Regions from separate parts of the Mus musculus genome. Here regions 1, 2, 3, 5 and 6 are each linked to region 4. Evidence: chromatin loops called from intact Hi-C (ENCODE). Cell type or tissue: left cerebral cortex. All regions are shown on one strand. Links, peaks and the distances in the headings refer to the core of each region. The heading gives the core; the rest is flanking DNA. Region 1 has its middle 160 kb from the start of Gm25015. Region 2 has its middle 170 kb from the start of Gm40418. Region 3 has its middle 60 kb from the start of Gm34523. Region 4 holds the start of 3110039M20Rik (RIKEN cDNA 3110039M20 gene). Region 5 has its middle 79 kb from the start of Gm34523. Region 6 overlaps Gm40419 (a long non-coding RNA gene).

Region 1 (5,357 bases), core at 196-5,195, 350 kb before region 4:
TTCTTTGTTTGTTTGTTTTTTGTTTTTTGAGACAGGGTTTCTCTGTATAGCCCTGGCTGTCCTGGAACTCACTATGTAGACCAGGCTGGCCTGGAACTTAGAAATCCACCTGCCTCTGCCTCCCGAGTGCTGCGATTAAAGGCATGTGCCACCACGCCCGGCAGGATACCATATTTTATTACACTTGGTTGGTAATTAATTTTAAAGAATTAAAAATGATTTACTTGGAGGAAATGACATTTTTTGTTATTTGAGTTCTTAGTATATTTTTCATTAATTCAAGTTATATACTAATTCAAAATATATGTTTGGAAATATCATCATTTGTCCTTTCTCTCCAACTTGTAAACATGAGATCTTTCTTAGAGTTCAAGTCTAGAATCCAGTATTAAAGGGTAGCAGTCCCATCCTTTCTATTCTTGCCAAGCTTATAGAATGTTCTCTCCATTCCCCCCTACCTTACCTACATCTCCTGTTGTTATCCACTTAACCTGAGTCCAGTCCTGCCATGATCTTAGTCCATTCTTGCTCCAAGCTTTCAACTTTCTGTGACTTTTCATTGGATTTCTTGAGGCAGAAAATTTGTATTGCTCAACCCTATCTGAATTGTGTAGATTTCCCTCTACATCTTGACCCCTTTCTTTATGAAAGCAAGAACCTTCTTCCTCTGCTGTCACAATGAAACCCAAACAAGGGTTAAATCCTGACCCTGCTTAGAGTTGAAAACTTTTCTCACTCTGAGAGAGCCTTGAAGGTACAAGAAAAAAAATCTGATAGACCATCTCTTTCCCCAGTCATGTGCAGGGATAGATTGAAGCTAAACATGGCTCAGATCAATGGAAAGTTCAGACTACTGAAAGCTACTCTTAGACTCTGAGAAACTGGGGAACTTGCTGTTAGGTGGAAAATCTATGTATTTAAAAAGACTATTGTTGAGAAAAAATATAATGATACTCAAGCACTCTGCTGTAACCTTCAGTTAGGGTAAGGTTATGAAAGTACTTCAATTGTGATGAGTTACTTCCTGTAGCAGTGGAAATTTATGAGCAGAAACGTGGCTTAGCCTGCCTTATTTTTTTATAGAAATATAGATGTGGTGCTTAAATACTTGTATATTTGTATACAAATTGTGTCACTGTATTCTTGTTTAGTTGCCTATATTTCAGAATCTAGTTAAATATGGATATTGATTTGAAATCAAAATTTTATTTACAACATTTAAAGTGACCTACAACTCAACTGCTAAGATTTCCCAAAATGTTCTTCCACATATTGTTATAAAAATAAAAATATGTCCAAGTTGTCATGGTTCACATGTACACAGTAATGCTTAATACTGAAATCTGTGACTAGAAATAGTATCTTAAACTACTGGATGTTTAATCCTCTGTCCTTTTTCGTTTGATTTTTTTAGATAAATTTTATACCTGATATAATGAGGTTGTAATATAATTGTTCATAAAATATTTACCTTTCCAGGAAAGTACCTAACTCTTTTTAAAAAATATCATCTGAAACAGTGTTAAACTATGCATTCTTTTTCTTGAAAGAGAAAAGAAAAGAAAATACCCAATTTCCAAAGTATTGGCTGCTGCCCCTAGGAAAGGGTCTGTAGCAGCAGGGTTTCTGAGTCCTTTGCTGCAATCTAAAATACAGCAGATTGGGCCCAGATTCCCACTTAAATGTCTTGGGTTAGAAAACTCGGGAGGTGAATCTTCCGTGAGGACACAGTATCCTAAACTCTGCTGCTTCACTGGCAGGAGATGGAGCCTGGCAGCGGAACGGGAGCCTGGGAGAAAATGGGTTTGAAAAATGTCTTGAACACGGCCGGGCATATATTATGAACAAAGATTAAGTACCACATACTTGCAATCTTCTCTTTCCAAAGAATGTGATATGAAACTTCTGATCTTAAAATAAAAGAAAAAAAAGTCTGCTTTAAATTTTTGTTTTTTAAAATTTTTTTCACTCCTTAACCGATACACGTTCAAATAATGCTGCCGCTCTGCTCGCAACACAGCCTGCTCATTTTCTGAGCTGGCAAACTGTAGCCTTGGCTCAGGGCTCCCTATCTTTGACCAGCCCCCACAGAGCCCAGAATCTTGCAAAATAATCTCTGACTAACTAATTACCAAGGAAATACCATTTTGAGTTTTTGTACCAATCAGGCAACAATCTGGTAGTGACTCTTCAGGCTTTGACATATAGAAACACTTAGCTGTGATTGCCTATGATGTCATGCGGGTGAGTGCGGCTGGGTTGTGCTCATCAGCCTGTTTACTTCAGGAGCTGATAAAGAAGAAAATCACTTCACTCTGTGATGATGAGTTTCCCTGTTTGACCTTTCCCAGCACCTGCAGGGAACGGATCATGCAGTGATCACACATGCCCCTTCACATGTGTACTGTCCCCCTAACACAGGCAGACCACGGCGTGTGAACCAAGTATTTAAAGACAAATGTAGCTACTGAGAAGTGTATATTTAAACCATAACACCTGTTTATTTTTCTAGCCTAAGATATCCGTGATTTTACAGCAATGGAGTTGCTTCAGCTTTTTCCAACTGAACTTAACCTTTCTGGATTTATTCTTAACACTGAGGCAACGATCTAAATTTTAGAAAAATTAGATCCAAATAACTGATGGCATTGTTTACCTTATCCTGGGGGAAAGAACCTAACGAAAAGCAAGAAGGGCTATTTTTATTAGGAGATTTATTTTTGTAATAAATCCATCAAATAGATTTATCTTACAGAGCACATCTACTGAAAAATTTCTCTTATTAAGTGTAGAAAACCTGCACCTCATCAAATCACTTCTGCCAGTTTCCCATACATACAGTAAATGATTTCAAAATTAACTGACTAGAACTCTTTGTTAAAATTTGTCATTTATCTATTAAAATTCTGTAACTTTTGTCAGACAATGTACTTAGCTCTGTAATAAGAGTCCCTGAAGATATGTGTGTGATTTGTCAAAAGAGAGACAAAAAGTGTAGAAAACTCTAAAATGTCAGTAATCAGGAGATTTAACAGACTTCAGTAAATTTACATAGAATGAATAGAAATCTTTGATATTAATAAACTTAGCTGGGGGATGGGGGGACAAAGAATGGTAATTTGAATATAATTTCCACTGTCACTTATTCCAAAATTAAAAATTATTATGGATAAATGTGCAAAAGATTTTTAATAACGTAAATGTAACTGTTGATCACTACCTCAGAACTTAAAACTGTGACTTGTTTTCTTAAGGAGACCAGTTAAGATTATGATTCTTTTGTATTTCTGTTCACATAAGGACTAATGTAAACTTAGTTATAGAGTACACGAGTGTCAGACAAAAGTGTGTTTCCCCCTTTTAGTGGCCTCTAGCAGAACAGGGGTGGGTTATCCCATAGACAGATGAACACTTCCTGACATCAGAGGCTGATCAATAACTAGATCATGTATAATTGCAACAACCTCAACAAAACAGAGTCCTAGAGTAATATGGATATGCAGTTTACTTTTACAAAAGGCAGGTGCCATAAGATTAATCCAACTGGAGAATCTTCTGGAGAAGATAAGTTAACTACGTTGTAAAGGTCAGATTGATGGACATATTAAGCAACACTATGAACATCAATAGGCAAGATTGGGCCAATTGTGAAGGAAGGGGCCAATAGTTTGGCTTTGCTGAATCAAACAAAACAAAACAAAACAAACAGACAAACAAAAACAAACAAACAAAAAAAACATGTTGTGTTTGTTTCCTAAAATTTGCATAGTAAATGTCACCATGTATTTTCTGTAGGCTACAAGTTTAAGGTCACAGAGAAGTTTTTTGTTGTTTGCTGAGGCCTCTTTCAAAGACTTTCTGATGGCTAACTCCTCATGGTGCCCTCATGTAGGCTCTGCCTGTGCACAAACGTCCAAGTATTTCTAACTTTCCTTATGTAAGGACATTAGTCTGATTACATCCAAGCTCCCTTCGATGGAATTACTTTAACTTGATCACAGTCAGAGTTCCTAGACAGAGAGTTAACATACAAGTTGAGAGGAAAGCAGTTCAGCCGAAGCATTGTATTAGTGATCAGAGGTGAGATTCCTGGCTTTTACAGTGCAGGGTCAAGAACACTCTACCTATACATGCCAGGGAAAGGGAGACACACTCCAAATTACTATGACCTTTACATGACTGGATCTTTTTCTTCCACTACTTGGAGGAGAGTACTGTAGATATTAAAAAGAGACGGAAGCTGTCTTTACATCTTTGTAGCTTTTATTGGAAGACCGCTTCTCTCTAACTACCAAGTCTCTGATTTTCCACATCTTTCTTTTCCTGTTGTCTTCTTCTCAAGATGCTTTGCCTTTTTGTTCCTAAGCAGACTGTGAAGCTACAATAGTGCTATGGAGGGCTCTAGAAGATGGCCTTTGCATTGCACCAATATCACATGAGAAAAACACATTAGTTAATTAACAGGGTATGTTACTATTTTCCTAGAAACTGAATGTTTGATTGAGAGTATTTCAGAACAGAAAAAAGAAAAGAATAAATAGTATCTACATGACATTTTAGCATTCAAAACTTTAATAGTATCAATGCCTTTATAAGCCGTATATAGGACTCAAATTGCCCAATATGAAGGCTTGCAATTATAAGACTGATTTGTTGTTTGGAAAATCGTGAATAGGTGGATGTTAGAGATAACAACAAAAGCTGCATATAATTTACTTAATGGTCCCACATGAACTCTGTCTTATAGAAAATAGTGTCTCCATTTTGAAGATAAAGAAAATGAGACACAGAGAAGTTAATTGACTATGCAAGATATGAAATGTTAGAGCTAATAACTATAGCCGGTCTGGCTCCAGACTCTCAGAGTGTACCCAGTATTTCCTACATCTGTAAGAAGACTTCCGTTCCAGTGACCAGGATTTATGACAAACAGCCAGTGTGAATTTATAAAAAGGTCTGCCCTACCATTAACAAGGAAGAGATGCTTTGTTGTTGCTGCTGCTGTTTTGTTTTGAGAAAGGAACACATTCTTGCTGAAGGGCTGGGACCATATGGTAAGGAAATACATGTCTTGGTACTGAAGGCTTCCTGTTTGCGGCTGTTTATGAGTGCACTCCTTGGAAATTTGCCAGAGCCTCTTACGTATCATTTTATTTGTCCTAATATACTGTGAGTTCTTATAAAGCAACAAACACACAAAATATGTCTGCCCAGATATTTTAAGTACAGGATTTTAGAATTGTAACTGTCATTTTCATAATAGATTCAAATGATTTTTAAATGAAATTTCTGTCTCCCCATGCTTATGCAACTCACCAAAGCATTTTTGTATGTGTCCTTAAAAATGTTAACTGTTT
Region 2 (5,357 bases), core at 196-5,195, 560 kb before region 4:
GAAAAAAAATCGGAAGTAAGTGGGTACATTCCCTGACAGAGATCGAAGCTCCCATCTCCCTAGAGAAGATTGGGAGTGGACACAGAAGTCTGGCGTTGGAAAAGTAGAATGTTTGTGCTTTTCTTTCTAGAAGCCTGCATTAAACGTTCAGTAAAGGATGGGGTTGCTTTACAAGAGTCCCATCTTGTTTTTCTTGTATCAACAGGCACATTCTATAAAAATATATAGACAAACCACCCCTGCAGTTACTGTACTCTTGGGCCCCAAGGAAGGTGAGCTGTGATCTACAAAGTGACCATGTTGAGAATTCAGCAGATACAGTACTCTCTGGATGGCTAGAGAGCTTACCTTGGACTTTGATTCAAGGGGAAATCTCTTCAGAGATTGTTTCATTCCAGCAATGTCTAGCCAAGGTGGAACTATCTTGGGGTGTGACAAGTGCTTTTGAAATAATAATAGCAGAAATAATCCTGTATTCCAAATGCCCGGCTTTCCTGGAAGGAAACCTTCATTCCACTGCTCCTGTATTTCAGGGAGGGAAGAGTCACAGAAAACATGGGGAAGCCTCTAACCTTAGCTTGACACCAGAACCTATATATGTAGCATCCACACATCCATATTTAAGGATATCACGGTAAATAAACAATTGTTGACAGTGAAGCCTGTGCCTCTTTTTTTCTACACTATAGGCAGCAATTTGGCCGAGACTGTATCGTTCTGTGTGGTACTATCACACACTACCTTTTTCTCACTTGAATTGTACTTTTGGCTGTCATTTGCGCTTTTGAATAAAGGTTTACATTAGTAGAGAATAACATAATAGCATGTCTCCTTTTCCTGAGTTGATATACAAATTAAAAAAAAAAAAAAAGAGGGTAAGGCCAAAACTCCTTTTGTCCTTGGAAAAATATGCCATCTGCATTTAGCTTATGATATTCAGCTGGGAACAAACTCCTAGCATAAGGATGTCGCTAATACAACCCTCAAGTTAAACTGTAAATTCAGAGCATTTAAAATGCCTTATAATAGTCAAAGCCAGTAAAATCGACCCTGTATATTTTTATTTCATCTCTGTTGGATCATATGATATTTAATAATTGGTTCTGGCACCTCGTTGCAAATTATTATAACTTTGAGATACAACAGTCCTATTGAGCATATGGGTAGCACAGGCTCCGAACATATATATGATACCGCCTCTCTAGAGGACCTTCTGTCTTGTTTTCCTTAGCTTGGAAGGGTCAGGTAAATTCTGTTGTGTCGTCATGTGTTAAGATTCTTCAGTCTCTGTTTTGCAGGGTAAATGCTTAATGCAACTGATTACTCCCACCCCCACCCTCAAATAACCGTGAAAACTTTCCTTGCAAAGCCAAAAGAGACATCCATGCATCTGGGGTGCAGTTCGATTGAGCTGTTACAAAGCGCTTCCAGTATCAGTGCATACGAATTCGTTAGTGCAAAAAAGGTTTTATTCCTTGATGCCATATTGTGTTCCAGTTTAAATACAAACTTCAAGACTTTCAGGAGTCAAGAGACCTTCCTTTGCTATTAGTAGCATATGATAGTTCTTCCTTCATCCTGGAGAGGATGGGAAGCCGATGGTAAAATACGACTGACTCCAAGAAACATTTCTTAGAGTGAAACATTCCCCTTTCAGCATTTTTTTTTTACAGCTCTACTCGATATAACACCCTGCGACAGAATTGGGAAGATCATCTCCAGCTCATATCCCATCAGGACTGTTTTCAGTATCCCCAATGCTTTGCCTTTATATCTAGCCCACGAGCCTTGACTTGCTCTTGCATTATTTCACGTTAATTGCTTTAATGTTTATTGCTACATTCAATCATAACATAATATGTGCACAGAGGTAACAATTACACAGTAAATTGTCCTTCCAAAGAGATGTCAAGATGGACATTGGTGGGTGGGGTGGGCAGAGGGTGATGATTTATAACTTATGTTGACATTTTGGGACAAAGCTGGTTCAATTTCTCTTGATTTCATTATAATACCTAATAATAATTTCTCTTTGTCTGTCATATAATTTGTCGTTATGATAACGGCTCAGCTAAAAAGTTCATGAGGCTGGGGGTCAATGGTTAAAGACAATTTTGAGCTTTATGTTTCTCCATTGCTACAGCAATACTGTATCATTCAAAATGGCATGTTGGTGGAAAGGAAACACTGCTATGCAAGTCTATAATTCTCACCCACTGTGAAACTAAATATCTCATTTAAAAACAGTTTTATACAAAGGCACTTGGCCTCTATATTTGTATACATGTATATTTTATCTAGATAACTATAAAGAAAGTATTTTGAAGCTGGACATGTTGGTACATGCCTGTGATTTTTGAATTAGAGATGCTGAGGCAGGAGGATCTTAAATTCTAAGCCAGCCTGGATGACATAGACTCTGAATCAAGAAAAGAAATATCAGTGTGACACTCTGTAGGGTAGTTTCCCGTTGTTATGATTACAAAATCCATCTCCCAGTGAACCATCCTACCCTGGGAGCTGCCCTTGAGCAGCTCCTTCACAGTTCACTTGTCAGTCGCACCGTGCTAATATTAAGAACTCTGCTAACCCTGACAAGCAGCAAGGCAACTCACCACTGACCCTGGCTGGGAATCAGGAAGCTGCAGTTCTATTCATGCCACAGAGCTGAAAGTATCTTTTGCTACTGGGGACTTGCCTTGCATCACGGATTGCTTGCTTGGCAGCATATGAGCCAGTAGGTGGAGTGCTTGCTAACAATAATTGAATACACAACTTTAACTTCAAATAAGTAGAAGCCACTTTTCCTGTTATAAATTGCTAAAATTATGCGTATGCTGATTTCTTTCTTCAGTTATAATTATTTGGAGGGAAAAAATTCACCAGAGCAGGGTTGAGATGAATGCAGGACTGTGGTTACATAGTAGAACTTAGAGGCAAACTGTGCCCAAGCTCATTGTATGGTGTAAGCATTATGTAAAAAGACGGTGTCTCAATCACTCAAGTGTGTTTGATTCAGTAAATAGATCTAAATATCTCTTGAAAAATTTTTTAGTATTCATGGTGTTCAAAGGACACACTACTATTGACATACTGTACAGGGAAAAGCTTAGATAGAATTAATTACACGTGTTAATAATCATAGTAAATTCAACACCTTTGGGAAGAAAAGTTGCAAGAGATGCTTCCAAAATAAAGTGTAACTTTCCTCTGAGAGTGCTTGTTTTCTTCCAAAAGAAGGCTTTCAAATGTATTTTAAAGCTACAGCTAGAGACTTGCTAACTGCATCACTCTAAATCTATCTATATCACACCTAAAGATGTTAAAGCAACATTTAGAACTCCAAGGAGAAAACAAGCAACAGAATTTAGAAAGCAGGAACCACATGGAAACAAGAAAAGTCTTCAGTCATTTTTTAAGAATGTGAGTTACATGATGTGGAAGATGAATATTTGAGAGTTTTAAAAAAGAACCTCATTCCTTATCGGGAACACTCGCATGCCACAATCCGTGGCTTGGGAAACCTGTAGTCTGCAGGGCTAGGAAAAAAATCATTTCATTTAAAGAGGCAACTGTACGATCTTCAAGGCGAACACTGCTGAACACTGAGCATTTCCCCTTTAACTTTTTCATCTCAAAATGATAAATTTTGCTAGAAATAAGATTTTAAGGCAAGATATCATGTTATATAGCCCAGCCTGGCTTTGACCTGTTATTCTGTCTTAACACTCCCCACCCCAGGCTATGATTGTCAACATTTGCCACCACAGTCATCATTCAAAGTAATTTCTATGAGGACTCAGTTGTCCCTTCAAGTGTCCCAGCATGTTCTCAACGCCCACTAAATTCTGGATAGATTTACATTTCAAATATGTAGCTTTTCCCCTTTAGGTAGACAGTGGAAGAATCAGAGTGCCTTGTTAAACAAAATGAAGCAGCCACAATTAATAACAAGTAAACTCCACCACATTCAACAGCTTTATTCCAAACAAATGATGACTACACACTCCACCGTTCAAGGGTGACCAAGGGCAAAATAGAACCTCCCTGAGGTCACAGAAAAAGAGAAAGAATATTCACTGAGAAATTAAAACTGAGAATTCTATCTCTTCCAAACTTGTGAAGACTAAATATTGTTCATTTTCATAAAAATTATGGAATTTGGCCCGTAAATAAAATGACAAATTATGAACAGAACTCATTTAAATAACTTGGCCATGAAAAAGAACTTTGGGGAATTTATTTATTCCAAAATTATTTTGAAATTGGGAAAATAATGAGTCCTGGTATATCCCAACTTCATAAATAAATAAATAAATTTGTCTGAGTGTAGATAGCTTGTGAAACAAGCCAAAGCATTGAAAAACAAAGACTCTCTGTATCTAATCTTTATCTTCCATTGTGTTTTTAGATTCTGCAAATAGCATTATGAGACTAATTGGTATATTTATTTCTTTTATTTGAAAAATCAGTTCACTCGCTTGCTTGTCAGTGGCCTTTCAGTCTTCCGTGCTCCATGTCTTTGATATGGTACTTTTCCTTAGATGTCATTCTCAACCCATGTTCATCCCTTGATGGTTAGGCAGCAATAGACTTTACTGAGAAATAGAAACCTGTCAGTGATTGATCTCCTCAAGACCATATTCTCCCTTAACAGAAGCTATGAAGAGGCCCTGTCCAGTGTTGCACTGTTGGTGTTGACTTGTAGAGTGAAATGTTCTGCACACAAGCACAGCAAAATATTTTGGTAAAACGTAATTATCAGAAATTGTGACACTGGACCATTAATTCCCTGTATATTAGAGTGACACTTGACTTGACTCGCCCATTCTCATTCCAGACCCATCTGAAATAGGCAATTCAACTTAATGATGTCACAATATTTGCCAGGCTATAGGTACTGAAGAGAAGACACTGGGCTGTTCTTGCTGTTTGAGATTCCTTTCCTCTCTATACACAACCAGCCCATCTGTCTCACTCATACGGGAAACTTATCTTTGAAACATCACTCTATTATTATCACGGTTGTTCTTTAAAATTTGCTTCTTAACTTTAGATTGTGTTTTGGAAACCAGGTTTTCAAAGCTCCCAGATCTTGTTGGCCAATTTAAAATGTTGATAGTAATATACCCTGGAAGAAGCTCATATCAATAAAGAACTCAAAAGCACTATATTCCCATTCAGTTACTGGAGGATAACCTCTCTGTGAAATACAGATTGCCTACTTTTTAAAAGAAAAAAATCACAACAAAGAATTCCACCCCTCCCAACCTCTAATATTTTTCAAAGTGTGAATTGAAGAGGACTTAGAGACAGATGGGTCTGGATGATCAAGTTACCTGTTATAGCAGCACATC
Region 3 (5,357 bases), core at 181-5,180, 890 kb before region 4:
TTACCTACTGGGGTCAGATACACTGGAACCAGATTACAGACACTTGTGAGATATCATGTGGATATAATAAACAAAAGCAAGCTGCTCTGCAAGAGGAACAAGTGCTCTTAATTGGTGCCATCTTCCCAGGCCTTACATATAAATTTTGTGAATCTTGTGGGTGATGCGTCCTGTATGATGATGCAAGCCTAACATTCACAAGATTTTGGGTTTGATTACCAATGCCATAAAAAATTAGATGTAAAAGTAACTTTTATTGACATGATGTAATTGCCATCTTGGAGACTTACTGCTGAGTAAACTTACCCTTTCTAGCTTTTTCTGAACTCTGTATGCCTGGTTCAATTCAGCTGTTCTGGTCCAAACTCCTCTCTAAGCTGATTGATTCAAACTGACTTCTCTTGGTTTCTGATTGAATTGCTCTGCTTGGCTTCAAACTAACTCTGGCAATCTGTTTTAATCTTCTGGCTCCTTCTCATTTTGCTGACTTTTTCTGTCTTTATCTGTGACCTGTCTCTGTAAAACTCACAGTAATCTCTCTCTCTCTCTCTCTCTCTCTCTCTCTCTCTCTCTCTCTCTCTCTCTCTCTCTCTCTCCCTCTCTCTCTCTCTCTCTCTGCACAAAATGAATTCAACTCAGTTCCACTGTCAACACTCTCAACTGACTGAACTGCACTGCACTGAACAAAAACCAACTGTTAGGGATTTGTACTAAGGGCTTGTCTGGATTCCAGCAGGATCATATAGCTCGATATGGTTTTTGGATGTGATCCCTTGCCAGAGCAGCCATGTTGCTGGATTAAAATTCCTCTACAAATAGATAAGTTTTAATTTTAACAGTTGGGCAACAGAGGCCACGAGATCAGGAGTTTTGGCTACAAAGTGAATTTACGTCTAGCTTGAGATGTAAGACCCCATCTTAAGTAAAATCAAAGGGTTGTTTTGTTTTGTTTTGTTTTTTAAAAAGAGCTTGTTAATTTCCTTAAAACTCTGATGTTACTATTTAGGAAAAAGTATTTTTAATACTTTTCTTTATTAGCTAATGGCTGAGTTCAGAGAGATAGCTTGCTTGGCCATTCAAAGCATTAGCTGCATTTGCAGAGGACCCAGGTTGGATTGCCATGAGGCAGCACCCAGCTACCTATACCTTCAATTTCAGGGGATTCAATGCCAACTTCTGTACTGTGCTGGCACTTAAAGTACATTTGGAACTACATACACCTAGGCAGTCATGCATGAGTATGTGGTATGCATGAATGCACATGTGTATACACACACACACCACACACCACACACACACACACACACACACACACACACACACACACAGAGAGAGAGAGAGAGAGAGAGAGAGAGAGAGAGAGAGAGAGATTAATATTCTACTCTTAAAAAAGTAACACAGGAAAAGCAATCCAAACTCAGTCATATTGGTTACTATTTTCTTTGGCTAATTTCAACATTCTGTGTCTATTATTTTATGAAGAAGTCTTGTCACTTGTGTCTCCTGACTAAATCTTGGAAAAAATAGTTTTCAAAATTCAACCTGTGTTTTGAAACTATAGTCATATACTTTAAACTTCAAACAAAAAAGAAGTTTTAGTTTTACATTTTAAGAAGTAGATATCAAGGCCGGGCATGGTGGCACACGCCTTTAATCCCAGCATTTGGGAGGCAGAGGCAGGCGGATTTCTGAGTTCAAGCCTGGTCTACAAAGTGAGTTCCAGGACAGGCAGACCTATACAGAAAAATCCTGTCTCGTAAAACCAAAAAAAAAAAAAAAAGCAAACAAACAAAAAAACTAAGTGAGGTAACCCAATCACAAAAGAAGTCACTTGATATGCACTCATTGATAAGTGGATATTAGCCCAGAAACCTAGAATACCCAAGATACAACTTCCATAACACAAAAAAATCAAGAAGGAAGACCAAATCATGGATACTTCATTCCTCCCTAGAATAGGGAATAAAATATCCATGGAAGGAGTTGCAAAGACAAAGTCCGGAGCTAAGAGGAAAGGATGGACCATCCAGAGACTACCCCACCTGGGGATCCATCCCATAATCAGCTACCAAATGCAGACACTATTGCATACGCCAGCAAGATTTTGCTGAAAGGACCCTGATATAGCTGTCTCCTGTGAGGCTTTGCCAGTGCCTGGCAAATACAGAAGTGGATGCTCACAGTCATCTATATGATGGAACAGAGGGCCCCCAATGTAGGAGCTAGAGAAAGTACCCAAGCACTGAAGGGTTTTGCAACCTTATAGGTGGAACAACAATATGAACTAACCAGTACCCCCAGAGCTTGTGTCTCTAGCTGCATATGTAGCAGAAGATGGCCTAGTCGGCCATCATTGGGAAGAGAGGCTGCTTGGTCTTGCAAACTTTATATGCCTCAGTACAGGGGAATGGCAGGGCCAAGAAGTGGGAGTGAGTAGGTAGAGGAGCAGGGCTGGAGGGGGGGGTATAGGGGACTTTTGGGATAGCATTTGAAATGTATATGAAGAAAATATCTAATAAAAAAATTAAAAATAAAAGAGATAGATATCAGATTTCTTTGACTGTCTTTGTCACCATCTGACTTCTGAATGCATATTTGTTTAAATCCTTTGACAAAGTTTTATGTTAGCTACTGGGTCTCTCTCTCTCTCTCTCTCTCTCTCTCTCTCACACACACACACACACACACACACACACACACACAGTCAATCTTTGAATTTCAGGCAAATCCTTTAACTGTTTTCTTTTAAAGTGTACATTAGAACAGTTACTTCCATGAACTCCAAAGTTATGACAGAAATTATATAATCTAAACTGTGAAGGAATGATTACTGCAAACTCCTTGTATCTGATGTCTTTAACTATCATTTTGAGAAATATAGCTCTGTAGCCAAGGAAGTTCTCAAGAAAAGTCTGAAAACCATATCCTTCGATATCTCTGGCTGACAGTCATCTGTACCAAAGCAGAGAAAGAGCAGAGTACAAGAAGAACTCTGTGGCTTTTCTTTCCTTGGTCAGCAAAAGAAAGGATGATGCCACCAGTTTCTGTGCCTAAGTTTTAAGATGACATACACCTTATTAAAAACAAAATAAGTTAAATTTACCAGACAAGATAAAGTCTACCTTTTCCCTTGCTGAAATTGATGTAGTATGGATATATAAAATTATCCCTAAAAAAATAAGACCACAATAAATAGAGAAAAGGCAGCTGCATTCTTGGATATTGTCACAAGAGGGCATTTATGGATTAACTCATTGCATTTTTTTCTGTATTTGAGAACACTAGAAAACATTTCTAACATGTACAGTCTAAGAATAATTAAGAAAAATTATCAGAGGGATGTCTCTAAATTTTATAACAGAATTTGTACCATTTCTGCTTTAGGAAATTGGCTTAGTTTTCAGAAATTTCTGTCAAACGAAGAGTTGTACATATTTATAGATTTTAGATGTCAGCAGCTCAATATCCCCAAATATTGAGACCCTAAAAATAGCATTATCTAAATCATGCACCCACAATTTGTTTCTTGTGTTTGCTTATATTCTATTATACAACAGATATATAAAAGAAGTCATATTACAACTAGTAAAAGGTTATTGCATATTAAAACACAGTTCTATCTTTGTGTGGAAAAACAAGGTAATTAATATTCCTAAGTATTTTGAAAGCAGGTGCCATTTAGACAACACAAGCACAAACATCATAACAAATAATGAAAGGCTCGGTCATATTAGGAAGGAGGTAAAGTAAACTGGTAGAGAGAAAGTAATTTGGCACACAAGGAGGAAAATAGAAACCATTACTTAACAGTTTTACTTGAAGCAGGTAACCCTGAATTTCCTAATAGATTCATCTTCACTATGCCAGCTCTCAAGTGGCCTTGGGCCTGCGGTAGATAGTCAGGGAGCATTGTAGATGAATATAGAAAAGCGTCTCATATCAAGGGTAAATTTAGAGATGTCAGGACAAGAGAGAATTTTCAGAGATTGTTAATTACGTAACTTTCTTGTTGCAGTGATTTCTGTTAAATTTTCAGATTCCACGGGTAACTTTGTCCAGTCACTTGAGATTTTCAAGTAATGGCAAAGCTGGTACAAGGTGAGCAAAGCATCAGGAGAGTCAAGGTGGCACTGTTTCCGTGTTTATCTGCAAGAACAAAGCAGGTGAAGATATAGGCAGCTATCCTAAGGACTCCTGGAATCCATCCAGGTTAACAGAATGAGACCCTACACATAAGGAAGGAGCCCCATACCATTTACCCAACTTATCTAATAGTGTGCAAAGTTCTCTTCTTAATGGATCAAACAAGCAGAAACCAGCTATCAGAATGTTTAGTAAACATTAGATAATCATTTTATATAATTTCAGTCAAATGTACAGAAAGGAAGCATTTTAGATAACCTGCCATCTTATTAGGGAAAAGCACACAATTTCCTTTAGGCATTTCAATATAATCAAAACATCCTTCAGATTTGTTCTCATACTTACGTGGCAGCCTCAGCTTTCACAAGCCATTGCTATCATGCAATACCATAGAAGACAGTGAGAGAAGATGAGCCATCAAAACTGTTGAGTTTAAAAGTCCTGGATCCAGAGCTCAACTCCAATACATACTAAAAGAAAAAAAAAAAAGGTTTTCTTATCTATAAAATTAAAATGACGTTATTTGCATCAGTGAACTATTCTAGGTAGCAAATTTTAGCATGTATAATTTCCCTGATGAATAAAAGGTAGTCCACAAACTTCGGAGTTTATATTTAAAGGACCATAGACTTTAACATCCTCGTTGGAAATGTTAAGACTGTGGTAGCTACAGAGATGATCACAAAGTACAATACACGCCTTTTGCATTTTCATACATACTTGCAATCAGTTTGAACATGAGGACACTTCTGACTAATTAGAGGTGGTTGGAGTGATAGATGTCATTTTCAGGCCCAGACAATTAAAAGCTACAAGCTATCCTCATCAGTACCACCTCCTACCACGCTGCTCTTGAAACCTGGTACTGAGACAGTGGCACCTCATTATAACAAGGCCTTTCTCAGCTGAACTGTCTCAGCACACCATAATGCACTGGAATCAGAGCAGACCAGTATTTGATCCATGTGAAACCTAAAGTACAGGGAGTGATCACTGATCAGTAGGGGTTAAATTATTACTGCAGCATAATGCAGTTTAGCTAACTAAGGTCATGATTTTTACCCCGCCCCCCAAAACCGTATTTCATGAATAGGAAAACTAGACTCTAGAGAAGTAAGTTAATGTAAAAAGAAAGACTAGAATGCAAACAATGAAAAGAAAATGGTAGTATAGGCTCTTCCCCAAGATTTATCTCATGTAAATTACAGGCTATG
Region 4 (5,357 bases), core at 246-5,245:
TCACTCTATTTAAACCTAAGCTCACCAAATCATGTTTCCTATGTTATTGAAACACATCAATACTATGTGTGAAGAAAAGAATGGAGGCTCTCAAGCAGCATGAGGCTTTAAGCAGAAGCGGGTTCCTAATTACTAAAAAAGCTAGGATGAATAAACAATTTCGTAAACTGGTCACACTCTCAGACTCCACTATGAGGTGTACTTAGAATGGATGGGTTTTCGCTTCCTACAGTAAGCTCCTGCATTAAAAGCAATGTGGGACAATAATAAAGAGGGAGACACTGAAATATGGGAAGAAAATAGCTGAAACCTCTGCATAAATGAACACAAATCAATGTAGTAATACATAACACTATTGATGCAGAAATGATCGATTTTAGTCTTCCAACCTGCAATCGGAGTTTGCCATGTTTAATTAACATTTTTTCCCAGAATAGAAATAGATAAATAAAAAACAAAACAAAACAAAAAACGAGCAATACCTACTGACAATTCTATTCGATTTTACTTAATTTTTCCCAGAATATTTTTGATAAGGTTGGCCAAGTACTCTTTTTTTTCTCCTAAGAAAACATTGCCAGCTTTTAAAATCACATTATTAATTATAGAAATTATTGAAGTATTAAATAATAAAATTACCACCTTATTCTTGCTCTGAATTTTTCAACACTCATCCCAGTCTCTAATTATTCATTCAGCACATTTTAATAGAGCAAACACAATAGTTCTTCCTATTATCAAAGTTTCCTCAGATACTGGAATTCTATTAGGTTCAAAGATTCTTTGGCTACCTGTAATATAGCGACGGAGAAAGGTGTTGATCCCCCAATAGGCATGAACACGCTCTCTCCTGAGACTACATAAGCTTTATGAAAGAAAAAAAGAGGAAAATCTGCACTACTTCAAGGCTATTTTGTACCATAAGTGCAAAACGAACATATATCAGACTCAACAAAATAGCTATACTTTAGATTTCTAGAATGTACCTCTAAAACAATGTTGAAAGTTTCCATATAGCTAATTATTCGTTTGTGAGAAATTCTTAGCAGGCAGAGGTGTGTATTTGGCTTCTGAATACTAATGGGAATTCTGTTCATATTTTTTCATCTATGAGCCTTATTCACAAGTTTGAAAAAGAATTTCCAACTTATAATGCTCAACTTAGAAATAACATCATTGCACATCAGCCGTGAATTGATTATTTTTATAATACTGCACAATCAAGGATTTTTCTTGACTCCTGCCATACCCGTCTAGAGCCAAGAATTCAGGGGCAACCAGACCCAAAGGAAAAATATCATCAGTTATTGTTTAGGGCTAATTTAACAGATAATTTAACTTCAAACAACAATGATTAGGTCATTAAATTTCAGAGTCATGAGAAAATGAAAGAACCAACCGAGAGACAATTCGCTCTAACCCCATTACAGTTTTCAGTCTTCCTATTCAATCAAATTAAAACAAACAAACAAACAGTATCTGCCTAAGCAGGAAGATACCTTTGCTCCTTAAAGCACACAAAGAGGGAAGCAATAACAGGAAATGAGGAGGAGGAACGAAAACGAAGGTGTCTATTTCAACCCGGGATTCTATAAATATAGGAGAATTCAACTTTAGCCGGAAAATGAATATCCAAACGTGTAGTTATTGAACATGCTCTTTAGTAGCCACCCGAAGTTTGCAAATTTCGCCAAGAGCTATATGCTCTTTCCTCCTGTGAGGGCTTTTCCGCAATGTCAAAGACTCTGAAATGCTCTAGGCCACAAACCCGGAAAAGATGTAGGCCATTCCATCTCTCCTTACAGACTTACATGCAGAATTCTGAGTTATTTGTTATTATCTTAAGTATCTTCTCAGATCACGGTCTCGGGATTTCCGCCTATTTTAAGTTTTGCTAAAGGGCCAGGATGCAGCAGCGATGTGGAAGCTTAACAACTATGCTTGACTGTTATAAGAGGGAGGTGCAGGTGGAAGCATCCCGCTGCATTTCTCATCTCTTCCCTTCAATTCTTCCAAAAGGAAGATGATTCCTAGCGATTCTCCGCGCTTCCGCGGTAATCTGCTTCCCAGCCCGCTTTTGTCTCCCTAACTCCATGCTGCTCCTAGCGTTCAGGAAATTTCCTACCCGAATAACAGAGGCGAGGGCAATAAACCAGAAGGAGATAGACTATTGAAAAATCAGTTTTACCAACTACCGGGTGAGTGCTGAGATCTGAAACTGCACCCCATAAACAAAGACTAACTAACAGCTTCTTAGAAGTAGGGAAAGGATCTTAGACGGCTAAGAAGGAAGGGTAAGGTAGGGGAGCCTGCGTCCGCAGCTCTGGGAAACCAGTTCCCCAAGCGGCGGCGGTGTCCTGGGCTAGAGCGCCCTCGCGTTGCTGCTCGCCAGCAGCGCGGCTCATTGGGCAGGGAGGCCCGCAAGTGCTATCTGAACGCGGGCCCAGAACAGGCCTTGCAGCCGAGCAGCCCCAGCTAGCTCTACTGCCTGGTCCATGTTCTAATAGCATGTTCTGTTGTTAGTCCCTAACCCGAGACCTCAACTCCGGACCGAGTCCTGCCGCTCTACTTGGAGTCCAGCCCAGCGCCCTCGACAAAGCCAGTCCGAGTCCATAGTCCCAGGGCAGGCCATCCCGACACCGCAGCCCGGCCTCTCTCCGGAGCTTCGGGAGGAGTCAGCCAGAGTCTGGCGCGCTCGCAGCCACCGTGGGACAGCCAGACTCTGGAGCATACAACGCTGGCTCCTAAGTGTGCATTAAAAATCAATTATTTTCCTGAGATTTCCAAAGCCGGGAACTGAGCTATTCCCAACAGGGACAAAGTCAAGCCCAGAACGGTGCTCATTTCCCTCGATTTTTTTTTCCTCCTCTGTGAGACCAAGAAGTCTCCTTCTCTCAAGTGGCTCTGAACTCGACCTGCACCAGATCCGCTTAGTCCTGTAGAGACCATAGCTTGTCGCAGCCAAAGGAACTGAGGAAAGAGGGCCCGCACTGGGTGAGGCTGGCAATGCCAGTGTGAAAGTAGAAAAGAAAGCATGAGAGAGAGAGAGAGGGAGAGAGAGAGAGAGAGAGAGAGAGAGAGAGAGAGAGAGAGAGAGAGAGAGAGAGAGAGAGATTGGTTCTTAATGATATTAAAAAAAAGTCTTTATGCCAACGATCCCAGGTTTGAACATTAAATTTCCTTGTTCTCTGAAGCAGCCATGAAATTCAGAAATTTCTCCATTAAACGAAATACCTTACACTTCTGTACATACTAGAGTATCCCATTGCCTTCTCCATATAAATTTATCTTCTTTTTTTCCTTCTTTGAAATATCTAAATCCTCTTTACCTAGGCAGCCACCATGATTTCTGCCCACGTGGACAAATCACGCATTCATCCACCTATGGCTGTGAGAATCTACTCGCTTGGAACAATTTCCAAGTGGGAAAAAAGAACACTTAAGCCTCCAAGAGTCTAGATTTAAGGGTACATCCACAGTAGCCTGTGGGACACGCTAACCACCCACCACCACGTGCGGCAGGGAGACTTTCACTTACCGATCTCCTGGTGAGAGTGTTCACAGTTCTCAAGTCCTCAGCAGCCTTCCGATAACATCGAGCAGAACCTTGGATTGGGGGGTGGGGTGGGGGCACCAAATCGGGAGGGAGGGAGGAAGACAAAACATAACACTACGTCATATATTCCGCAGCCCAGCGCCCCTGGGCCTACATTTCCTGGACAAAGTCTTCAAGAACTGAGTGGGGGAAAGGGCCAATTTAGGAGCTGGAAACTAAAAGATAGCTTGGTTTTAACTATTGGAGCTTAGGGGAGGAGTTCCTGGAGGAATGGTAAAGCAGGGCAATTGGGGTGAGAGAAAAGAGGGAAATTGGAAGCAAAAGAAAAATCGAAAATGGATTTTCCAGCTATCTGGAAGATCGCTAACACCCTTTAACTCTTACAGTAGGAAGAACTCAGTCATATTGTTGCTAAAGAGAATTTAGATGACCACTACTCTTTTTGTAACTTCAGGATCCGGCCTTGAGTAGAAGTATAATGAGGGGAAATTTTAAAACTCAATGTTTACCTACCCTGCTTCTTAGAAGGGCTGTGCAGATTTTCCTCTGGAGATTTCCGTCTGTCTGGGAGAAGCTGGAGTATGGCTGGGGACAGGGTTATCTGCTGAAGTAGGAATGTACAGGAACCCCGCCCCTCTAGACACAGTTACACAACCTCAGCAACCCATCTCAGCCAGCACTGAAACCTGCAATGATCTTCACCGTCACCGTTTGTTAACCTAATTCTCCAACAGGCTTTTAGCCTTAAAAAGAACCAACTATATTAGCTACTCACAAAATTAATTTATCAAAATTAAAATTATTTCAATGCATGCAAAATCCTCAATGACAAAGTAGAAAATACATGTTGTAAAAATCAAAATTTTATATAGACTTCTAATATATTTTATGTGCCCATCTCTTTGGGGTGAAATATGTACCAACTTGAATACATATTATAATCAATACACTTCAGGACAGATTTTTTTTCCTTTCTGCTCTTGCTATGATTCCAGCCATAGAAGACACGGGAAGACTACCTTCACTATCATCAGGACACTTGTACAGAACAGTTTTAGACTAACTTGATTTCCAGTATTGCAATTACAGAAAAAAATATTTGGAAGAAATTCCCTGTCTGTTGCATTTTAAATCATTTCCTTGTGTTTATGTACTAACAGTTTCATTAACTTCCAATTATGTCAATTGAAATACTAAATCTGTAATATTACAATTTGGAGTTTTAATTTTTAAATCGTGATCATTTTCAAAAAGGTCAGTCTTTACTTCATTTTAAGCAATATAAGTCTACGCAAAAATAATCTCCAAAGAGTTTTAGAAGTGTTTGTCTGCACTGAACTTACTGCAATCAGCAAAAAGTTGGTGACAATACACAGTAAAACACTGTAACAGGTCTGAAGCAAAATTAAATGTATCAATACTATAGCAAATTGTCATTTTTAAAAGAGGATATCCTGAGGGAGGGTCAATCATATAAAAATTAATGAAATAAAATATGTTCATAGACTGGGCTTCAAAAAGGCCTCTACCAAATTATATATATATATATATATATATACACTCATTCTTGCTTATGTCTAGGAAGCCTAATAAACAAACTTCCAATCACATCGTCTATATTAGTAAATTAGACATGGGCTAAAGCACACTTGTACTCCAATATCTAGTTCCATAAATACAAAAAGTCAACTTCATTATGGACTTGAAAGTACAAAAAATATTGCCATTGAAATTATATTTCTCTATATTTTAAATAAACATTTTATAAAATTATAAATAAGTATGGAGTGTTCATTTATGC
Region 5 (5,357 bases), core at 237-5,236, 910 kb before region 4:
TAGGAGAAAATCAGAGTCTAAAACATAATGATAATTTAAAGGTTGTAATTAGAATTGGTGCTGGACATTTTCCATTTATACTTACAAACCTGCTCTGCTGTTTTGGGCTCTCAATATGTGTATCAGAAGGCCAAATTATGTGGATTCCATTCTCTGGTTTCTCAAATAGGGAAGGAACAGCAAAAGAATGAACAGAGGTGGGACCAATTTCATTACATCTGCCTCTTAAGGAGACATTGTATGCTGACTGAACATTCTTGAGGAAGGGTAAAACTTCTGTCACAGAGCTTCCTTGTGGACTTTTCTAATCAGTCTTTTTTTTTTTTTTATTGCTTGTACAGGCAGAGAGAGGATGTGCTCCCATGTTGTGAACTCCAGCCTGTGAGTACCTGCCTCTTCTTGGTTTCTTTTCTGATGCCCTCAATAGAATCGTGAAAATTTGAGTAAAAACACACAGCTGATTAAACTCAATGAGGTCAAGAAACTTTGTCTGGTTTGCTAATGGCCTAGAAAACTGCTTGGCACAGAATAGACCTCATTAGCTATTTATTGAATGAATTATTTTGCTTGCATCTTTTATGATCACTTTTAATCATAAGATTATGGTGATTATGAAGATAAAAATATTTATCTCATGCCAACATAGAAAGTATAAATAATTTCCCACCAAAATATAACTCTACCAATCATATCCATTTTTATTATAAATACTAGACTGTTGTTACTGATCTAGATAAATAGATATGGATATAGATATAGATATAATTAATAAATGAGAAGGCTCATGATGGTAACCTTAAAATGGGGAAAGATATGCACTACTTAGAAATCTAATTTACTCTTGTAGGCAGCAGATAGTACTCCAGAGAGAGAAAGGGGCAAAGAGCATGTAGAGTTCTGCAGCATGGAAATATGGCTTGTTCTGGCATCTAGAAATTTCATTATGCCTTGAACATTGAGAAATGAAGGTAGAGAAGACAAACTAGATGTTGTAACATCTATCTCAAGGATGTTGTAACATCTATTTCAAGACAGTTAAGCATTCATAGGAGGGAGGAAAATATTAGTTATTTTCCCATGGCTGTGATAAAATACAATGACCAAGACAATGTATAGAAGAGTTTATTTGTGCCTATGATTCCAGAGGGTTAGAGTTCATGATGGCAGACCAAAGGCATGGAGGCAGAATCAGGAAGTTTACATCTGGAAACACAAGGACAAAGCAAGAGAAAGAACTATAAATGGTGCAAGTCCTTAAGTTCTCAGTGCCCACCTTTGATAGCACACTTCCTTCAACATGGCCACACCTCCTAAGCCATCTCAACCAGTGCCACCAACTGGAAACTGAGCATCCAATGGGGGATTTATCTTTTAATCAACCACAGAGGAAAAGAAAAATAAATTGATTCTGCCTCTCTTTCCCTAAATATAAACATATGTATATATTTTACATCCCCAAATGGAGGGTAAATTAAGAATTTCCATTGTTACTATAAAGCTATATTCTCTAATTAATTTGAAACTGTATTCCTTGACATTTTTCAATAATGGCCCTATGGTCTGAGTGCAGCTCTCCAAAGGCACAGTATGGAAACTCAGTCCCCAGGCTGACTATGTGGAAGGTGATGGAAATTTAAGAAGTGAGGTGCAGTGAGAAAACCTGGGGTCAAATGCCTGTGTGTCTAGGAAATGACGATGTAATTTCAGCTTCTCTTTGGCTTGCTGTTTTGCAATATCCTCATGCCTGTGCTTCTACGATGATGTGACACAGCCAAGAGTCCCAGATGAGCTTAGATGCCTGCTCATCCTTTTGACTAGCTAAAGATATGGAATAAATAAACTTGTCTTCTGTAAGTTCATTCTCATTTAGGTATTTTTGATCTTTAACATACAATGGAATAATTACAATAAAATATCTAAGTAGTACTATGTGTCTGTCATGTTACAGGTACTCTTCCTTTGGCTTTGTATAAGGGCTTAAAATTCAGGATAACCTGTTGTCTCTATGAGATGAGGGCTATCATCTGCAATTTACAGATAAAGAAAAAGCCTAAAGGGCCAGAGTTACTTCGCTCAGCTACGGAATGATAAAAGATTAAAAAAAAAAAAAAAAGCTGAGAGTAGTCGTTTTCTGCAACCTCTTAAATAAATTAGGCTGGGGAAAAAAACAAGAAAAAAAAGCATCAAAGCTGATCATGAGTGGCAAGAACTATTCTGATAAGCTTGCTTTGGCGAGAGGCAACAACTTGTGCCTGTCTTAGCTATCACAGGGAAAATGAATTTAGCCCTTATTAAAAAAACAAGTCATTTTGTGTTGGAATTCTTATCATTATGAATGTAAAAAAATAACTTGCTTTTATAACATGGAGAATTTAGTAGCACTTTTTTTTTTTTTTAAGTTAAGGAAATCATAGAAACTAAAAACTGAAAGGACCTAAGAGAGGTCACAAGCCAGTGTGACAAAACTCTGCTTGGGTCTGTATTTTTATGTTACAGATAAAGTTATATTTCATATTGTCTTACTGGACTGCTTAAAAGTTACAGATCATGTGGTCATTTGAAAATAGTCTACACGACAAGTGAAATTAGAAAAGATAAGAAGTTATAGGAATCAAATAGCTTCTAATGTTTAAGTCCTTGATTTCCTGACTCCAGCAGATGGCAGCCTAACAAAATAATTTGTGTGTCCTACATTAACACTTCAGGACCCTCTGCAAGGCCACACAGAGTAAAACCAGGATTTCTGAGCTGGAAACTCCAGTCATGAGGAGTGCCTTGCAGAGATGCAGATGGCAGGGACCAGACTCACTCTTCTCTAATCACATAACTTTTATTGGAAGGGGGGGGGCACTGAAATTTTTTTTTTGTTTTTGTTTTTTTTATTTTTTATTTTTTGCCCTTCATTCATTAAATACCCAACTTGCTGGAATCAGCACAATGAGACTCTTAAGTCTCCATGGGAATAAAGTAATAAAATATGAGTAAATTGAAAGGCATGAAAATGAACCAACTCAAATATTTTCATGTCAAGAGAAAGGACTTTAAGAGAAACAATACTCTGAATCAAATGCCTCCGTTGTCAGAGCCGATACATCATTGGGATATTTTTAACAATCGAAGTAAACACTCTCCGCATTAAGTTTGTGTTGAAGCTCGTTGCCATAGTGTGTTTGAATGGTTTCAACTGGGAAATTGGTATGTGAATGCTCTCTTCCCCCTTGCTCTCATGACTTAACTGTTATTTTTAAGGTTAAACACAGGACATTATGTCAAGGGCATAAATAAATTACACAGTTGAGTATATTACTACCATGAAAGAAGCCAGGGTTTCTGCTTTTTAAATTTATTTTCTCCTTTTGTCTCCTTAATATCAGTTATTGAACTTACAAACCAAAAACTTATTTACAATTTGCCTAGTTTTCTTTACCTTGGATAGAGTAAACTAATCCTAGTTTCTTTTTTCTATGTTTTCTCGTTTGCCTCCATCTCCAAAGAAATGGTCCTTATGTTTTATAGAGTTGTTATTTCATAATCTTTTAAAGGAACTGCACTAAACAGATCAAACTTTGGTATAAGAACTTCTTAGGCTCATGGCTCTTCTCTTTGCTGAGATGGAAGCTACAGGCATGAGGAGTGCCTTTCAGGGCACCCAAACCCAGACAGTAGCTGCAGATAGCAGGCATCTAGAGTGAGATACTGAGTCCAGCTGCTTCCAGCAGAGGAGAGAGATGATGTGACCAAGTCATGAAGAGCAGTAGACACACAAAAGAAGTGCAGAGTCCTATTTTTTTTTTCCTGTGACTCCTAGGTTCATCTCTCTTTAACTCCTAGGTCGACCTCTTTAGAACTAATTCTTCTGGACTTCATGAAAAACAGTTATATAAATACCTTCAATTGTTTTAAGACCTGAACTGAGAGTAGAGAAAGACCAAGCAGTCCAATTAGTTGTATTAGGAATAGAAAGCATGGGCAACAGCAGAAATTAGAATGGCGTTCTGAGGAGATAGGATAGAGAAGGAAGTGACAGGACTCTTTGAAAGCCCTGGGGAAGCAGCAGTCAGTGCTTGGAACTTGGCATACACAGGAAGGAAGCAAAGCTCAAGGAATTAGAGCACAACTCTATGAAGAGTAGATTTTTGAGTAATGATGGCTAACATTACAACTTAAAGAGTGTTGTGAGCATTCTGAGTTAATTAGTATAATTGCTACCTTCTTGTTGCTACTGTGTATACATGTAAAAGATGAGAAATTGCAGTATAAACAGCTACATCTCAAAAAAAATATTCAGGTGAACTGGGCATCTCTGCCACCTCTTGAATATTTTTTTTTGAGGGGGGAACCTAGCTACTAGACTTTGTCTGTGAGAAATCCATACTTGTTTCTCTCACCTGTCTTATGTAAAGATGGCTTTTATAGATAATATAAAGTCAAAAGACATAGCCCTTGTTTTCTTTTACGTGTATTTACTGATTTTCATTTTTTGTTTCCTTTGTGACAGCCTTCATGTGAGCTTGGGTATGAGCTCTCTTGGGTGTCTGTGAGAGATGCTTATGCTCATAACAGGGTTGAGGATGTCAGAGGATAACTTGTAGAAGTTGATTTTCCTCTTCCACTATATGGGCTCTGCGGATTTTAGACTTGGAGCAGATGTCTTTGTTCACTGAGCTATCTTATTAGATGGATACATTTTCTTTTTGTCATTGAGAAACACTGGCACTCTCCGGATTGAGGACAATGTGCCAATCAGCTCCATCTTTTCACCTCTGGTTTCAGCTGTTCATCTCTCAGAGCGCCTTTCAGACCTTCAGTGTGAGTCTCAGGAAGACATCCTCTCTTCCACTGAGCATACCCAAAGTGCGAGTACTTTGGTTGAAGGTGAGAAAAATAACAAGTAGAGACTGTCTCAGGTAGAACTTTTTGTAGTCACCGTAAGGGAGCGATCAGACAAGGAATTCATCAAGGTGTGCTCAAGCCAGTGGTGAAAGCCTCCTATTCACAGGGATACCTCTCCTGAGGAAAGGAGACTGGTCCTATTAGTTTGTCTTATCCCGTTCTCCTATTTTGGGCTGTGATGTAAAGCAAGACTCTTGTCTAGGACTCATTGGCCAAATTCCAAGTTGTTCCTTCTTTGTTTTCTCCCCTCCAATATACTCCTCTCTCAAGATGCTGTTTCAAAGCCATCTTCCTTACCTTTCCTCCCTTCTTGGCATTCTGTGATGGAAAGAGTTCCTGGGCCATCTCTTAGCTGCTCTCTTTTCACACTCTCTTTCCATAAGCCCAATTTGTTTTCCCACTTTATACTAAAGAACTCCAAGGAGGGAAGCTAATAAAAACCCATTAAAGCCGAAGTTGAGTAA
Region 6 (5,357 bases), core at 161-5,160, 720 kb before region 4:
TTTTCAGGTTCATGATTTGCTTATTGGAGAGGAGGCTTGCACACTTTGTATAGAATATCAAAAGTCAGTTAGGCAGAGATAGGCACCATCTGTGACCAATGGGCAGAGGGTACTCAAAAGGCAGTCTTGGGAATCATTTACAAATCTAGAAAGAACACCATAGTCTGCAGCATTTTTATCACACATACATTCCTGAAGTTGTCCAGAGGGACACCACTTTGTGATTTGAGGACATAGATTTTAAAGTCATTATATATTGATATCAAGACATTAATAAGTCCTTCCTATAGAAGAGCTGGCACTGCACTGTATAAAACAGTACCATAAATTAATGCATTTCCATCTGCTTCTCCAGATATGAGTGTTTCTTTACTCGTCAACTCATTAATCCCTTATTTAATACCACTTAAGCCAAAACCTAATTATGAGAGTCCAAAACCACAGCACAATATTATGAAGGCATTATATATTTATATATATATATATATATGTGTATATATATATATGTATATATATATATATATATATATATATATATATATATATAACTTAATATTCCAGTGGTAGCCTTGAAGGTTTAAATGGATTAGAATCACTATTTGAGTATTGTTGATAAATTATGAAAAGCATTTCTACATTCAAAACATAATGACACATTATTTTCATAGTACTTTGTGATCTTGCAACTACAGGTACTATTATCTATTTCAGTAGCTACAGATATAGTCAACTCAATTCAATTAGTCTTGAGTAAGTAGAGTTAATTTGTTGAGATTTCAGGTTAGCATAATTTCTTGCCAGTTAGAGAGAGAGACTTGTTAAAGATGTGTAATAAGACATATCTTATTTAACACATATTGTACTAGCTTGGTTTCAGAGCATAAGCGTTAGTAATTGATTTTACCTTGGCAACACACACACACACACACACACACACACACACACACACACACACACACACCACACCCTGTGGTTAGTTTACTCCTTGCTACTTTAACAATCAGTTACTGCTTTGGTGAAAGCCTAAAGCTTAATCCATTAAGAGCCATTCAGGACAAAACAAACAAACAAAGCTTTAACCACTTCAGTGACAACAGCCCAGAACCAACAACCAGCCTTCTAAGAAAATCCTAGCAATTTTAGGATCAATAGCCTCACACTGGATGCTACTAAGTGTCAGAAATGTGTGCTGCTAGAGCTTCAGAGAGTATAGCTAAATACAAACACATCAGGGAAAGATAATTTGATACATTTCACTTTGGAAATACCCATGCAGTCCAGAGAGTTGACAAATTCTATCAATAGGCATGAAAAAAAAATAATTCAAGCTTCACCTTGTCCTGAAATTTTCACCTCTATCCCTGAGAGTTGAGCTGTTAAAATAGCTTTTATTCTCTCCACATCCCAGCACCTCCCGCCTCCCCACATTCGGAAATATAAATATAGTTCTTTGAAAACAAATCTCATATCTTTAATGTATTTAGAAGAGCTTTAAAGTCCACTTAATTCAGGGCTACAGTTTGAACAAGAAGAGCAATGAGTACATTTATATTCAAAAGCAGTAAAAACAAACATTTTTCCACATAAGATTAAAAGCCTGTTCATTTCCTTTTATTCCAATGTATATTATCTTTTGTGAAAAGCTCCATTAGCTGTTTTTTTTTTACACATGCTAGACTCTTAAATAACAAACCAACACTATAGAATATGTCTCAGAGAGAAGCCTCACTATCATTCTGTGGACTAAGAAAAATATCTGCTTTAAAAAAAAAAAAACCAAAAAAAAACCAAAAACGTTTTTGCCATGTCCTTTTTAGTTTTTGAAAACAATTTAAAAATACTCAATCCCTTATGGTTCTTAAGAGCTCTTTACATTTGTACTTAATTAAAAACTCGGTAATGAAATAGGAGTACTGTTTATTATTTATCTAAAACTGTCAGTTGGTTAGATTTTTGTCCTCAAATTATCTGGAAGCATTAAATTATATGCTTTCCTAGGTAGTCAACAGACATGACTGGGATTGCCTTTAGGTGGTTTCCAGGCCAATTTGTTTACTGACTATTGCCTACTTATTTACATTTTTTATGTAATTTTTTTAAAGTCCTCTTAGTAAGGAACACTTCATATAAGAAGTTTGCAAAGCAATATCTTTAGTTTTCAAAAAAATCAGATAAAATGCAGGGTAATCTTTTTTTAACGAACTGTTAATAAAAATATTGCCCATTAATATTTTACAGATTAAAGAAATAAATCACCCTGCAACATATCATTAAAATGCACCGTTTTCCGGCGTGTCAGAAGTGCTGTTCAATTTTGTCTGGATTCATTAAAGCTCTCAGAGCATGAGTGTGTTGCCAACCGGAATGTGGGTGGCTGTAATGGCAGCCTGTAGGTTTGTATGGAAAACAAGCATGGTACTGTGAAAAAAATCCTTCTCTCACCCTACAGATACCTGTGCCGAGAGCTTGGAAGGCATTTCTATAGGCTCATTACGAGTGACTGTTAAAGTCCCCATTCACTGAGAAGCAAAGGTAAGTTTGAAAAAAAATGTATTGAGGAAACCGGAAAGGGGGTGGGGAGTGGGGTGGAATCACCTAAGATTGAAGCAGCCTAACCAAGTGACAGACACGTAGACAACTCCGATGCTGCCAGAACAACACTCTGCACAGCCCACCAGCAAGCAATTTGTCATAGCGACAAGAATATCCTCAGCAATTTGGCATCAGGGTCCTTGGACAGCCAACTGCGACTATACAGCACGAGTCGTGCTATTCCGCAACGTGAAGATAGAAACCAAGGTTCTCGTTATTATGTCCAAATGTGTTATTTTATGAAAAACATATCTTTTGTCATGATCAACATAGAGATAAAACCGTAGCAATTGATAATAGCTGGGGGCAAATAAAAAGAAATTGAGAAAAATACATCCTGGTATGTTTTTTGAGATGCCCCTAGTGTTGAGACTTCAGGATGTTTGCTTGATGTGTTCGGTCTTTATGGCAGGCTCCCACAGAGCTTCCAAGAAGTAATGAATCCATAGGTACAAGAATGAATTGGGAATGTTTGGCGAGGTAAATAACTTGCTTTTAGAAGTCTGTAGTCTTTTCTTGTTTTAGACTTTAGATCCTTGTATATGTGGTGGTGACTAACATGTTAGTTTAGTGCAAATCCTTTCTGATTGGTATGGTTTGAAATTAGGCAAAGAATTCAAGGTAAGTTGAGTTATAAAAGTGCAAAGGAAAGACTCTGTGCTCTTTATGTTCCTATCCTGGTAATCTATTGTAAAAGTGCAGTAAAGGAGAGAAGCCAGGAGCATAGGATAAAGGTACCAGATAAATAAGCACGGAGCATTCCCTTGCCAATTACTTGGCATCTTGCTTAGTAATTAATGCCACCGTAATGAAATAAAGTGGTAGGCACAAAGATTGGGCCTTTTGTGAACTCTATACAGAACCAAACACTCATAAAAATCTTGCTCAAAGCTAGCTTAGCTTGATTTTCTTCACAATCAAAACTCGCTAGAGAAAAAATTAGTATAAACCCAAAATGTGTGTGTATGTTTGTATGTGTATGTGTGTGTGTGTGTGTGTGTGTGTGTGTGTGTGTGTGTGTATGTGTGTGTGTTTTGAATGTATTATTTAAGGGTGACATCAGACAATTGTAGTATTGCTGCCTCCATCATATGGACAAGAACGTCCTTCATTCCCCAGACATTATGGAATCATGAACCCACTCTGCCAGAAGCAAATAACGTTATTTATTATTTGTTCTATGAAACACTTTCGGTAACCAATGCGTAAGTGGTTATAAGTGCCTTACAATGGATTTCCAAGATCTTATTCCTTCTTGTGCCCTATGAAACTTTTAGGAAATGATAAAAGCAGTCAAGGCTTAAATAACAATGAGGCTAATAGTACTAATGGATATTTTAAAATAAAAATATATAATTTAGTCATTTTTATATTTAAGATTTGTGCAAGACTAGAAAATATTCAACTAACATTATAATAATTTATAAACAATGAATTTATTAGATCTAACGCATTTATTACAATTCACTAAAACCACAACAGTAAGTTTTCCAATCTAGGTACAATAACTGAATAGTAGTCATGGTTTGGCGTTAGGGAATTAGAGAATGAGACATTTAATTACACTACTATGGAAATGATGTTGAGAACAGTGTGTGTTGACAGCATGTCTATAGAGATGATTAAAGAAAGGCTGAAGATTTATAATCTTGGAGGATATAGTCAAAGAAAGGGGAGGACTGAGAAGTGTGTGAGGAGCGTGCGTTTCAGGCTTAGCAACATAAAATATAGAGGAGACCGTAAAGAAACTAACTCTATTTTTTTCTCAGCTTTGCTTGAGAGTGGGGGGTGTTTTCCTTGTAAGTCCCATTAACATCAATGGGACTCATGCAGCTAAAACCTTGTGTAACTCTTAGACAATTTACTTCCTAGTGTCAAGAAAAGAGTACTACCTACTAAGAGCAATTTACTCATCTTGGTCTGTGCCTCCCATACAAAGATGGATTTGATAGCACCTAGCAGGAAAGAAACCAGCAACTGCATTTAAGATTTTGTTAGTGTAAAAGAAGTCATCGTTGCAAAATGTTGCCTCACCTTGTTTAGCAACAACAATAAACAGAGAAAAGCAATTCAACAAAAGAATATGGAGAGAAGTACGGGCTTGATTACAGGAAAAATGGTGATTGCTACTATCAGGGATTTTTTTTTTTCATTTTAAAATTTCAAGCTCTGAACACAATCACAGGATAATGGGAGTACAGGGAAATTTTTAAGACATATTGGAGCCACAGATTGAAGCTCCTGATTGCTTGCTTTCTTACACCCTTCATGTCATGCTATGTAAATACAGCAATGGTAGCCTTACAAAGTCTTTAATAGCACAACTTTCAAGGGGAGTGCTACTGTACATTTCTAGCTATAGTTAGAAAGATAAGTACATTGGCAGATTTCGGCTCCTATATCAGGAGTAACTGTATCAATTCACTAGAGTCTGTATATGTTTGAGTTATAGAGTGGGCATGTGAAGAATGGTATGCTCACTAAAAAGTCTTAGATCACGAAATGCACACAGGTCTTCATTTTTATTACAAGCTTTTGAATTATCAATGCTATAGAGCTTTGCTGATATAATTTTTAAAAATTTTAAGCCCTGTAATAATCATAGGTAGGCTGCAGATGGGGCACCTGTATTTTCTGTCTACATTCCATGATTTGGTTGTGATTTTGTCTGTTGGAGGGTGTAGAAGTGAGATCCCATATGACTGCTTTTTAGTGCATGGCTAGAGCAGATAACTCACAAACAACTGCCTATTCTCTTAGATGGA

The links. Peaks named below come from ENCODE experiments on the same cell type or tissue, not always from the same donor. Only the 100,000 strongest peaks of a DNase experiment are listed, where the experiment ranks them.
Region 1: a loop joins it to region 4, with 3 times the contacts of the local background. A loop is called at or near these places in 6 of 42 quality-filtered maps.
Region 2: a loop joins it to region 4, with 7 times the contacts of the local background. A loop is called at or near these places in 7 of 42 quality-filtered maps.
Region 3: it touches region 4 in a loop (3-fold over the local background); 3 of 42 quality-filtered maps call a loop at or near these places.
Region 5: a loop joins it to region 4, with 4 times the contacts of the local background. A loop is called at or near these places in 4 of 42 quality-filtered maps.
Region 6: a loop joins it to region 4, with 7 times the contacts of the local background. A loop is called at or near these places in 6 of 42 quality-filtered maps.

The regions. Positions count from the first base shown.
Region 1 is chr12:49,736,943-49,742,299 of GRCm38, reverse strand. No RefSeq gene overlaps it. Among named protein-coding and RNA genes, the nearest start is that of Gm25015, 160 kb to the right of the region's middle. In left cerebral cortex, for the core only: no CTCF peak of the experiment used is centred there; DNase peaks (open chromatin) are centred at 806, 1,791 and 2,121; H3K4me3 peaks cover 932 bases; H3K27ac peaks cover 1,282 bases.
Region 2 is chr12:49,949,329-49,954,685 of GRCm38, reverse strand. No RefSeq gene overlaps it. Among named protein-coding and RNA genes, the nearest start is that of Gm40418, 170 kb to the left of the region's middle. In left cerebral cortex, for the core only: a CTCF peak has its summit at 2,724; DNase peaks (open chromatin) are centred at 1,587, 2,715, 3,453, 4,860 and 2 more places; H3K27ac peaks cover 4,445 bases.
Region 3 is chr12:50,279,712-50,285,068 of GRCm38, reverse strand. No RefSeq gene overlaps it. Among named protein-coding and RNA genes, the nearest start is that of Gm34523, 60 kb to the right of the region's middle. In left cerebral cortex, for the core only: a CTCF peak has its summit at 3,218 (motif pointing right); a DNase peak (open chromatin) is centred at 3,222.
Region 4 is chr12:49,388,652-49,394,008 of GRCm38, reverse strand. It overlaps 3110039M20Rik (RIKEN cDNA 3110039M20 gene), which reads right to left and starts at 4,357. Exons shown (of 3, transcript NR_026733.1): 1 at 4,070-4,357; 2 at 3,539-3,606. In left cerebral cortex, for the core only: CTCF peaks have their summits at 2,143 and 2,346; no DNase peak of the experiment used is centred there; H3K4me3 peaks cover 5,000 bases; H3K27ac peaks cover 5,000 bases.
Region 5 is chr12:50,298,872-50,304,228 of GRCm38, reverse strand. No RefSeq gene overlaps it. Among named protein-coding and RNA genes, the nearest start is that of Gm34523, 79 kb to the right of the region's middle. In left cerebral cortex, for the core only: a CTCF peak has its summit at 2,649 (motif pointing right); a DNase peak (open chromatin) is centred at 2,670.
Region 6 is chr12:50,109,456-50,114,812 of GRCm38, reverse strand. Gm40419 (a long non-coding RNA gene) reads left to right here. Exons shown (of 3, transcript XR_872736.2): 2 at 2,450-2,532. Among named protein-coding and RNA genes, the nearest start is that of Gm40418, 8.2 kb to the left of the region's middle. In left cerebral cortex, for the core only: a CTCF peak has its summit at 2,945; DNase peaks (open chromatin) are centred at 3,294, 3,388, 3,688, 4,527 and 5 more places; H3K4me3 peaks cover 1,066 bases; H3K27ac peaks cover 3,994 bases.